2 separate regions of the Homo sapiens genome follow, and region 2 is linked to region 1. A link is an interaction called in ENCODE POLR2A ChIA-PET data of the cell type or tissue named here. Cell type or tissue: PC-9. All regions are shown on one strand.

Region 1 (5,000 bases):
AATAGTGCCAAGGTTGAGAAAGCCTGCAAGTTTCTCCTAAATGTACAGCACAGATATGGCAACTGCCTGGCTGGCCAGCTTTAAGATTTTGTGGTTTTAACAAATGTAAAAAAATGGGAAGGATTTCCTTTTCTTTTCTTTCTTTCTTTTTTCTTTCTGAGATGGAGTCTCACTCTGTCACAAGGCTGGAGTGCAGTGGTGTGATCTTGGCTCACTGCAACCTCCACCTCCTGGGTTCAAGCAATTCTCTTGCCTCAGCCTCCCAAGTAGCTAGGACTACAGGTGCGTGCCACCATGCCCGGCTAATTTTTGTGTTTTTAGTAGAAACGGGGTTTCACCATGTTGGCCAGGATGGTCTCGATCTCTTGACCTTGTGATCCACCCACCTTGGCCTCCTAAAGTGCTAGGATTACAGGTGTGAGCCAACGCGCCCGGCCAAAAATGGGAAGGATATTCTTTGTTTCCATTTTAGAGGTTAAAATGAGATTTTATCAATATCTCTTATATTGCACTTCAAATTGTATCACACCTAAAGTCCACTTCCAATGCGAGGTTTTTCAGGTGCTTTTTTCAGGACTCACACCACCGTTTACCAAGTGCTTAGATGACATTGCTAAAGGGCTAGGAGAACAATGAAGGTTAAAAGCAGGTGGCAATAGACACTAAAATCCTGCCCAAAGTCACAGTCGTGGGTAGTGTGAAGTAGGGGTGTGTTGGGGCTCAGAAATCAATGCCTCAAAATGAAGGCCTTGGAAGCACCCTTAGAAGCAAAACCGTTTCTCTGCCCTTCCGCCCTATCAGTGCCATACTTGCCCTAGGCTAGTCATAGAAACTAGAATCCCTCTGCCCCCAAGGCAGGTCATAGAAACCAGAATCTTTTCTCCCCAAAGCTAGTCATAAAACTGAAAAATACTACTTTAATTTTCCCTCCACTTTTCTGCATAAAAACAGGCTATAAAGAAATTATCTGACCCACCTTGTTTGACTATGAGTCGTATAACCGCCCCCCCCATTCCAGACAGGGTCCTGCCCCATACCCAGAAGGAAGGAATGGTGCTCAGGAGGCCAAGAAGAATCCAGACAGACAGGCTTTGCTGGGCGTCCCCATTCAGTCTATTAGCATTGGATCATACTCTTTTCATCCAGTCATATTTCTACATGGCTGTCCATACTGTGGTGTACCTAAGCATAAAAATGGACAATTTCTCTTTTATCTTTGAGTCTTCATTCTGAAGGCGCCCATATATACATGTTAAATAGATGTGTATGCCTTTTTTCCAATTAACCTGCTTTTTGCTAGTTGATTTCTTCAGAGAACCTTCAGAGAAACAAGGGGAAAGCTCTCCCTCGGCCCCTGCAGTGGCTGGCCTTCAGTCCCAGCTTCACCCGCCAGCTCTGTCACTGACCAGTCACTGGCCCTTGGCAGTTCCCTCTCTGTGCTTCAGTTTTCTCTTTGGGAAATGAGGATTATGGTAAAGGGCTTACCTCTTTGTGGTGCGAATGCACATGTGACAAAATTAGAGCAGCACCTAGTGTGTAGAAAGCTTAGTTACCAAGATGGCGGGCACTTCCATTTACGAACCAAAGTGCTGCTGCTGTGAGGAAATAGCATAAGTATAGTTTATGTTTTCTTTGGCTGGCCAGCTTTAACTTTTTGTGGGTTTTTTTTTTTTTTTTTTCTGAGACAGAGTCTCACCCTGTTGCCCAGGCTGGAGTGTAGTGGCGCCACAATCTCAGCTCACAGCAACCTCCACCTCCCGGGTTCAGGCGATTTTCCTGCCTCAGCCTCCTAAGTAAGAGCGTGCCACCACGCCCGGCTAATTTTTGGTATCTTTAGTAGAGACGGTTTCACCGTGTTGGCCAGGCTGGTCTCGAACCCCTGACCTCGTGATCCACCCTCCTCAGCCTCCTACCTTGATTTCCATTTTTGAGGTTACAATGAGACTTTATTGTTATTTCTCATATTACTTTATATTTGTAAATTAATAAAGCAAATTACATATATTTGCTTTGTAATTTGCTTTATTAACTTACAAGCAAAATTAATAGAAGTGATTTTTATTAATAGCCGTGATTTTTCAAAGAATCACTAATAGCTATGATAGCAGGAAGAGCAATTCCTGGAACCACAGGCGTTATCCTGTATCTGTTGTTTCTCCCAGTTTTGTAACACATCACAAGAGGGCGCGAGAAGACGCCTTTTTGAACACAAGCAAGCCTCAGGCTGAAAATTTTGTTCTTTAAGCGGTACCAAAATAGTCACAAGATGGTGCTAACAGATTCCTTTTGAAAACCTAAATGGGCAGTCTCGATTTGGTTATTGGAATTATATAAAAGCTAATACTGCAGTTATCACTTTAATTAGAACAATACAATTCACGAGGTCAAGGGCAAACTTTTCAGTTCAAACGTAGACCAAATAGTCTCTGTTCTAGATCTAATCATAGCAAAGGTTTTGGAGTGAAAGTTTCTGTCTCTATTAATCAAAGTTTTAACAAAAAATATATTTTAAAAAATCATACTTAACAGGTGTTGAGTTAGCAGCCCTATTTCACAGAAAGGATGGAGTTCTTGAGGTCTGCTCTAAAGATCCCCTGCCTTGAGGAATGACTGTGAGGGGGAGCTACCTTGGGGAGTTCTGGTTTCTTTTCATTACAAGTTTACTCCTCGGCAAATTAGAGACTTGCTGAAAGAAAAGTAACAGGTCATCTCTGGAGTCCTGGATTTTATTCAAAGAAGAGCATGAAACATGATTTTAGACAACAAAAATAAAAGCAAGATTTTTTTGTCGTGTCTTTCCTTCTGAGCCTGAACTTACCTTCCCGTGGGGCGGGATGGCCCCCAGCAAGTGGAGAAGAATGAGGCTGAGGGACACATTCAAAGCAGAATGCATGCATAGCTTTTAAGAATATGATACAACAGCCTCAAGAACAGGAACTTGGGGTCATTCAGATGTCCTAACAGGAGGAATCAAATAGTGGCAGCTCCTTCAAATCGGTCGGTTCCTCTACTATTTCACTTTCTCCTTTTTGTATTTATGTAAAGAACAGGCTTGAGAATTATCATGCAATACTGAAGTAAGGAAAAGCTCTGAAGTCAGGAATGAAGGAATCCCACTTTTGTTACGTCAAAATTGCCAGAAGCCTAGACTAGAAGCAGGAGGGGGAGGAGAAAAGAAGCTAAGAGGGAGAAGGAGGTGATCAGGATTGAAAAACCACTCTAACCAGCAAGGTCTTAGCACCCTCTCACTCAGAACTCATATAATTCTCAAAATAACTCTACCAGTTTGGTGCTTTTACCTACACTTGACAGATATGGAAACTGAGAATGTGAGAAGGTAAGTCACTTTTTCAAGGTCACGCAACTAGTAAGGGGTGGAACCAGGAGTCAACCCAGATAGCTAAGAAATGCCAAGTATGTGGAATTTTAATAAAAGCTGACAAGGAATCATCCAGAACCTTTCATATTTACTCTGTGGCAGTTGTTGTCAGAGGAACATACAGAAAACAGGTAATTTGCTCTTCATTGCTGTGACTGAGGGGCAATGACCACGGAGGATACAGATAGGACTATAGTCTCTTCCCAGGGAAGGGAGTCTGGCTCTTCTCTGGAGGGCCCGGGATGCTGGGTGGTTTCCAGTGTAGGATGGAAGAAGCTACTTCCATGTTCCAGGCTGCGGCCTACCCAGCAGAAACTGCCTGGCTCCTTCCAAGGTGGTAGTTTCCCTCTGCTGTTTATTGATGTGCTATAAAAAGAAAAGTGCTTGTAAGCAACGCAAGTGCATGAACAACTTAATTAAAATAATTAAAGTAATAGCTTGTGAAAAAAAGTAGTAAAACTAATTATTATAAAGTAGCTGTGTGGGAGGATGAAAATTGCTGACATTCTTTAGGTCTAAGCTGCTCTGTTTGGCACAGAAAACACAGACAGTTTAACTATATCCTCAGAAGGGATCTGAGGTTCCCCTCTCCCAACTTAGATTTTAACTCTCCTGTTTCTCAGTTTTTAATTTCCTCCTTGGCAACAACCACACACGAATGACCCTCCAGTTCTCACTCCGAGTTGTCCCTTCTAGTCAAGCATCTGACTTTTTTTTTTTTTTTAGAGGGAGTCTTGCTCTGTCGCCCAGGCTGGAGTGCAGTGGGATGATCTCATCACTGCAACCTCCGCCTCCCGGGTTCAAGCAATTCTCCTGTCTCAGCCTCCCAAGTAGCTGGGATTAAAGGTGCACCCCACCATGCCCAGCTAATTTTTGTATTTTTAGTAGAGACGAGGTTTCACCATATTGGTCAGGCTGGTCTCGAACTCCTGACCTCAGGTGATCCGCCTGCCTTGGCCTCCCAAAGTCCTGGAATTACAGGCGTGAGGCACCGCGCCCAGCTGCATCTGACTTTTTTTTTTTTTTTAACTCAAAGAAGTATAAAAGTTTAGAATCTGAGAAGCTCAGTGCTGAAGGAACCTGCAAACCTGCTGGTAAAATTATCTGTAGGATGCGTGGCTCCCTTTGCAAACGTTCCCAGAGTGTTGCCACTTGATGGTTATCCAGCCTTTGCTGGAGCCCTTTCAGTGAGGACAAAATGACAGCTGTGGTAGCTCTGGCTGCTGTCGAGCGCCTTTTTGTTTTAAGTTACACTCAGTCCTTTTAGTGCCCCAGTATTCCTCATTCTCTGCTTCGAGGCCGTAGTGAATAAGGAAACTGCCCCTTCCAAATATTTGAAGGAAGAGCGATGTCAGCTCATGCCTTCCCAGTGTCTAATTCAATTGCCAAACCAGCCAGGTGTTCCACGCACAGGAGTGGAGCTCCAGCTGAGAGGTCCCACAGTTTACCTAGGCTCAGCCATGTTTACCTGAGATGGGCAGATGCAGCCCGGCTGAGAGCAGGGTCAGAGTCAGCTGAGAGGAGCCACAGTCGGAGCTGAGGGAAAATCGGTGAACATCAAGCCCAGACCTAGAATAGGGAACAGAAGAAGGACATCAAACTTGCTAGCTCAGAGCATCAA
Region 2 (5,000 bases), 560 kb after region 1:
AAGCTTAAACACCATGATATACCAGATAGTGAGGGAAGTGTCAGAGATCCCTGGGGTCATGTCAACAGGACTCAGAAGTCAACTTGTCAAGGCTCTCACTGGCCACAAATGGGACAATGTTAATATGAATAAGAATAACTAAAAAGGACTGAAATCCACATGAATTCTGTTGGAAATTCACAAGTTTATAATGATGTTCAAAAAAGAAAAATAAAGACCATTGTTCACCTTTGGATAATACTGGGGAACCAACTCATTATTCTGAAAACAGGAAAGCAAAGCAAAGGAATCTACATTTGCCATATAAATTGAACCTCAGGGTAACCAAATAGTGGAGAAGGGAATGTTTCTTTCTATAGGAGTATTCCAGCCAATAATTTAGAAGAAATATTGGGCCAGGTGTGGTGGCTCATGCCTGTAATCCCAGCACTCTGAGAGGCCAAGGCAGGAGGATTGTTTGAGCCCAGGAGTTTGCCACCAGCCTGGGCAACCTAGCGAGACCCCCATCTCTACAAAAAAAAATTTTAAATTAGCCAGGCACAGTGGTGCATGCCCGTGGAGGAGGAGGAGGAGGAAGAGGAGAAGGAAAGAAGAAGAGGAAGAGGTGGAGGAGGAGGAGGTGGAGGAAGAGGAAGGAGGAGGAGGAAGAAGAGGAGGAGGAAGAGGAGGAGGAGGAAGAGGAGGAGGAGGAAGAGGAGGAGGAAGAGGAGGAGGAAGAGGAAGAAGAGGAAGAAGAAGAGGAGGAAGAAGAAGAAGAGGAGGAAGAAGAAAGCAGAAGAAATATTATTTGCAAGCTCTTAAATAAATAATAATTCTGGGTATCAATAATTGTATTAGTTTCCTATGGCTGCCATAACAATGTACCACAAACCAGGTGGCTTAAAACAACAGAAATTTATTGTCTCGCAGCTCTGGAGGCTGAAATCAGAAATCAAAATACTGACAGGGCTGTGTTCCTCTGAAGCCTCTAGAAAAGAATTCTTCCTTTTGTTTGCCAGCAAGCAATCCTCAGCATTCCTCTGCTTGTAGAACCATCACTCCCTTCTCTGCCTCCATGGTCACATGGCTGTCTTCTCCCTGTGTCTATCTGTGTTCAAATTGTCCTCTTATAAGGACTGAATCAAGGCCCACCCTAATCCAGTATGACCTCATTTTAACCTGATTCCATCTGTAAGAACCCTGTTTCCAAATGAGGTCACGATCACAGGCACAGCGTTGGTGGGTAAATGTTCAACATATCCTTTTGGGGAACATAGTTCAACCCGTAATAATCATCAAGGGCAGCCTAGATCACAAATAGGAAGACATAAGACTTTATTTTCTGGCAGAGCATACCACCTATTGGCAAAGAATTAGACATAAATCAGAGTAAGTCTAGATCTACCTACCAATTTACAGGAAGTAGAGAGTACAAAAAGGCATGTTAAAAAATACCACAGGCAGTAGAATCAGCAAGATCCAGAATGTGGGAAACTCTACAGGACTAATAACTTGGTTTCTTCAACAAATAAATTGCAAGGAAATTCCAGGAGAGAGCTCTGTAAATTATAATAAAATGGACATAATAGACGTAACAACCAAATACAATATATAGATTTTGTTTGAAAATTTGAATACTTACTAGATATTTAATAAAATAATGGCTTATCGACAGTTTAAAAAACTTAATTATATTGTGGTAATGTTTACAAAGGGGAGAGTCTTTAACTTACAGTAGTACATTTCCGCAGATAAAATGGCATGTTTGGGGGTGGGAAGACAGTAGGGCGTGGGTTGGCTATGAAACAAAGTTAGCCAAGTTAATTAATGAAACTTGGTGGTGGGGACATGGGGGTTCATTATATTATTATCTCTGCTTCATATGCGGACATTTTCTATCCTATAAAATTAGAAAGAATTAACATGCAGTATGTTTAGTTAATGCTTCTCAGCTTGGGAAGTATCAGAACCTACCAGATACTGCTGAGGATACCTCCCTCCCTCAGCCTCATTGAGATCTTCTATTCTAGATACTTTCCTAGGAAATTGAGTTTCTCTTTTCAAACTTATTCACTGCAGCTTGATTGCTGATGGAAACCTTTTGTTTGCTGGAAGCTACTGGCTAGCTGACGAGAATACTTTTCATTAGGCAAGAAAGGAATTTTTCAAAACCCCTTTTATTATAAAAGTCCTAGGTACATACAGAGTCAAAAAGAAAATTCAAAAAGTGCAGAAAAATTAAGATCACTCCTCCCCAGTTCTACTTCCTGGAGTCTTCACTGCTTCAAGTTTCTTGTGAATTGCTCCAGACATTTTTCTAAGCATATACAAAAATAAGCATGATTTGGACCTTTCTGTAAGCCTAAGTATGTTTGCAACTTCGCTTTTTTTCCACCCAGCAATATATCTTAGAGACATTTTCATAGCAGCAAATACACATCCTCCTCTTTTTTATTCCATTATGTGGAAAATCGTATTTATTTCAAATTGGTCCCTGAATGGCAGGCACTTTTTTTCCAGTGATTTCCTCTTAGAGATAATGCTGCCATGCACCTTCTTGAACACATATAGAAAATGAATTTTTTAAAAAATATGCATCTCTTAAAAAAGCCCTTCCTTTCAGCTCAGGACAGGAAGTGCCCTATGATATGAAGCAAGCACACAACAAACCTCCTGGACCTGTCCGCATCACACTGTGACTCACCAGCCGCGCGCGTGCTGGGCAGGTAGAGGCTGGAGCGGTCAGGAGCATGCCTGGCTCCTGGTGCCTCTCTATGGAGAGCACCTCTGTGCCTCTCTGAGAGCACTCACAGCCAAAAGTACACAGCTGCCCCCAGGCTGAGAGTGCTTGATACACCCTTGAATCCCCTCTTATATGATGCCCCAGCCCAGGAGAGATAAAAGCATCAGCACCATGAGATTCACCTGCCTCTGGTCGTTAGGTAAGTTCACAGGCACTAGCGTTGAAAGATTCTAGGACTGAGGGATGTTAAACTCAATTAAATTTACCTGGACGCAGCAATTGCTTAGCTGGTGGTGTGTCCAAGTTAAGAAACTAAAATGCTAATGTGTAGCACCAGTGCCTCTGATGGCTTAGTGGCTTCTCTGAAAGTGGGTAACCAGAGTAAGATTTTATTTTAGCTTACTTTTTAGCTTACTCTATTTTGTTTAAAAATGTGGTTTGTGTTTAATCCTCTGGAAGTCCTCTGTGTCAGCATGGCTTTTCTTTCCTGCTGTGTGGGACTTTATACAAGACATCTCTTGCCAGATTTTGGAATTCCCTGGCAAGGAAGAGAGGCAATTTGAGTAACCTGGCCACAGACAAATACATTTCACTTCAGCAAAGCTTTTCAGATGTCATTGAAGATGTGTGAGAAACCAGATAGAAAGCTATAGAAAATGCTCTTTGAAAAAGTATTCCCTCATTGACTGCTTAGTGAAGCTCTTGCCATACGATCTCCTGAATGGGATAGATAACTTCAGGTCGTTGCTTTGCCAAGGAGAGGTTTGTTAGACCATAGGGACAGGGCTTGGGTGATGGTCAACTGTCTCAGTACAGGCTATGTGGGGCCTCCTTTACAGCTTCAACAATAAGTATCAAGGCTAGGGTCAAAATGTACATAGTTTGGTTTGCTTGTCTTTTTTTTTTTTTTTTGAAACAGAATCTCGCTCTGTTGATCAGGCTGGAGTGCAGTGGTCCGATCTCGGCTCACTGCAACCTCTGCCTCCTGGGTTCAAGCGATTCTCCTGCCTCAGACTCCTGAGTGGCTGGGACTACAGGTGCACGCCACCACGCCCGGCTAATTTTTGTATTTTTAGCAGAGGCAAGGTTTCACCATGTTGACCAGGATGGTCTCGATCTCCTGACCTCATCATCCACCCACCTCGGCCTCCCAAAAGTGCTGGGATTACAGGCATGAGCCACTGTGCCCTGCTGCTTGTCCTTTTTAAAATAATGCTCATGTGCCTGTTTGAAAAGTCAATGCTGGCTTACGTAGTTTCTCCCTGAAGAGTATATTTTGGAGTTACTCCTGATTGCTCTTAACTTCCTTTGTGAAATGTGGCCAATTGATAGTTATTCGAAGACAAGCATATGCTTACTTTAAAGGGACCAACAAAGTTCTTGATCATCTGACAACTTTGTTGTTTCAATAACAGCATTTGGCTTACAAATAAGGCTACTCAGAAATCACCATTTTAGTGGGACTTGAGGAGGGGATTCAAGTAGGGAATAGAGAAGGAGTTGAGTAAAAGTCCTGAGGCCAACACAAGAGATGCAGGATGAGCTGGCTAGAAGGAGAAGGCTGTTCTGTTTTTTATTTTTAAAAAAAGGAGCATTAATATAAAGAAAACATAAGAAAAAAAGAGCTAATGGAGGTGTGGTGGCTGGGGTGGGGGAATGGACTAACCTAAGAGGTCCTGGTCAGGCTGGGACAGAGCTTTGGACACAGTTCACTGCTGATTCCCAGCACCATGTGGAAATCCAGTCCTATACTTTATAGGCACTGGGCACTAGCTGATTGTGCAACTGGAACCTGGTCTAAGACTTTCATGAGCAGGGTCCAATCACCAGGTTTCATGGGGCTATGGAAATAAATCCTGACCAGAGATCAAGTGGATTAGGACCCAGGAGACAGGCACTGATTCTTAGGAAATCATCCAGGGAAGCTTTCTGTCTGCCCCCCTCCCCTTCCCACCTGCACAGGGGTGTCCCATTTCCTGTCCAGTCTCCCTAAACAGCATTTATGTTCTGAACTAGTTCAGCTCCATAGAGAAGCTTTTGTTAAGCATTCATTAGCTTGTAAGATTTTTTTTTCACCTATGAAATTCTCTCAAGTCTTTTGACATTGTCAAGTGCCACAATGATTGGTTTGAACAACTGTGACTTTCAGCTGCCTGAAGACTTGTAATGCCATCCCTGTGGATTGTAGATTCAAACGCAGGCATCTTTTAGTCAACAGGAGGAAACATGAGAAAGGGACGTAGGGTCCTCTCTCCCTGCCTTTGGGGTCTGCAAGCTA

What was found. Peaks named below come from ENCODE experiments on the same cell type or tissue, not always from the same donor. Only the 100,000 strongest peaks of a DNase experiment are listed, where the experiment ranks them.
Region 2: POLR2A ChIA-PET joins it to region 1 with 5 read pairs; 1 of 35 experiments calls an interaction of 5 or more read pairs at or near these places.

The regions. Positions count from the first base shown.
Region 1 is chr1:94,333,257-94,338,256 of GRCh38, reverse strand. ARHGAP29-AS1 (ARHGAP29 antisense RNA 1) reads right to left here. Exons shown (of 4, transcript XR_002958338.2): 3 at 4,848-4,948; 4 at 3,451-3,745. Among named protein-coding and RNA genes, the nearest start is that of ABCD3, 83 kb to the left of the region's middle. In PC-9, CTCF peaks have their summits at 2,003 and 2,202 (motif pointing right); DNase peaks (open chromatin) are centred at 1,076 and 2,236; H3K27ac peaks cover 1,728 bases.
Region 2 is chr1:93,773,118-93,778,117 of GRCh38, reverse strand. It overlaps a transcript of BCAR3 not described here. Among named protein-coding and RNA genes, the nearest start is that of MIR760, 71 kb to the left of the region's middle. In PC-9, no CTCF peak of the experiment used is centred here; a DNase peak (open chromatin) is centred at 2,677; H3K4me3 peaks cover 3,107 bases; H3K27ac peaks cover 5,000 bases.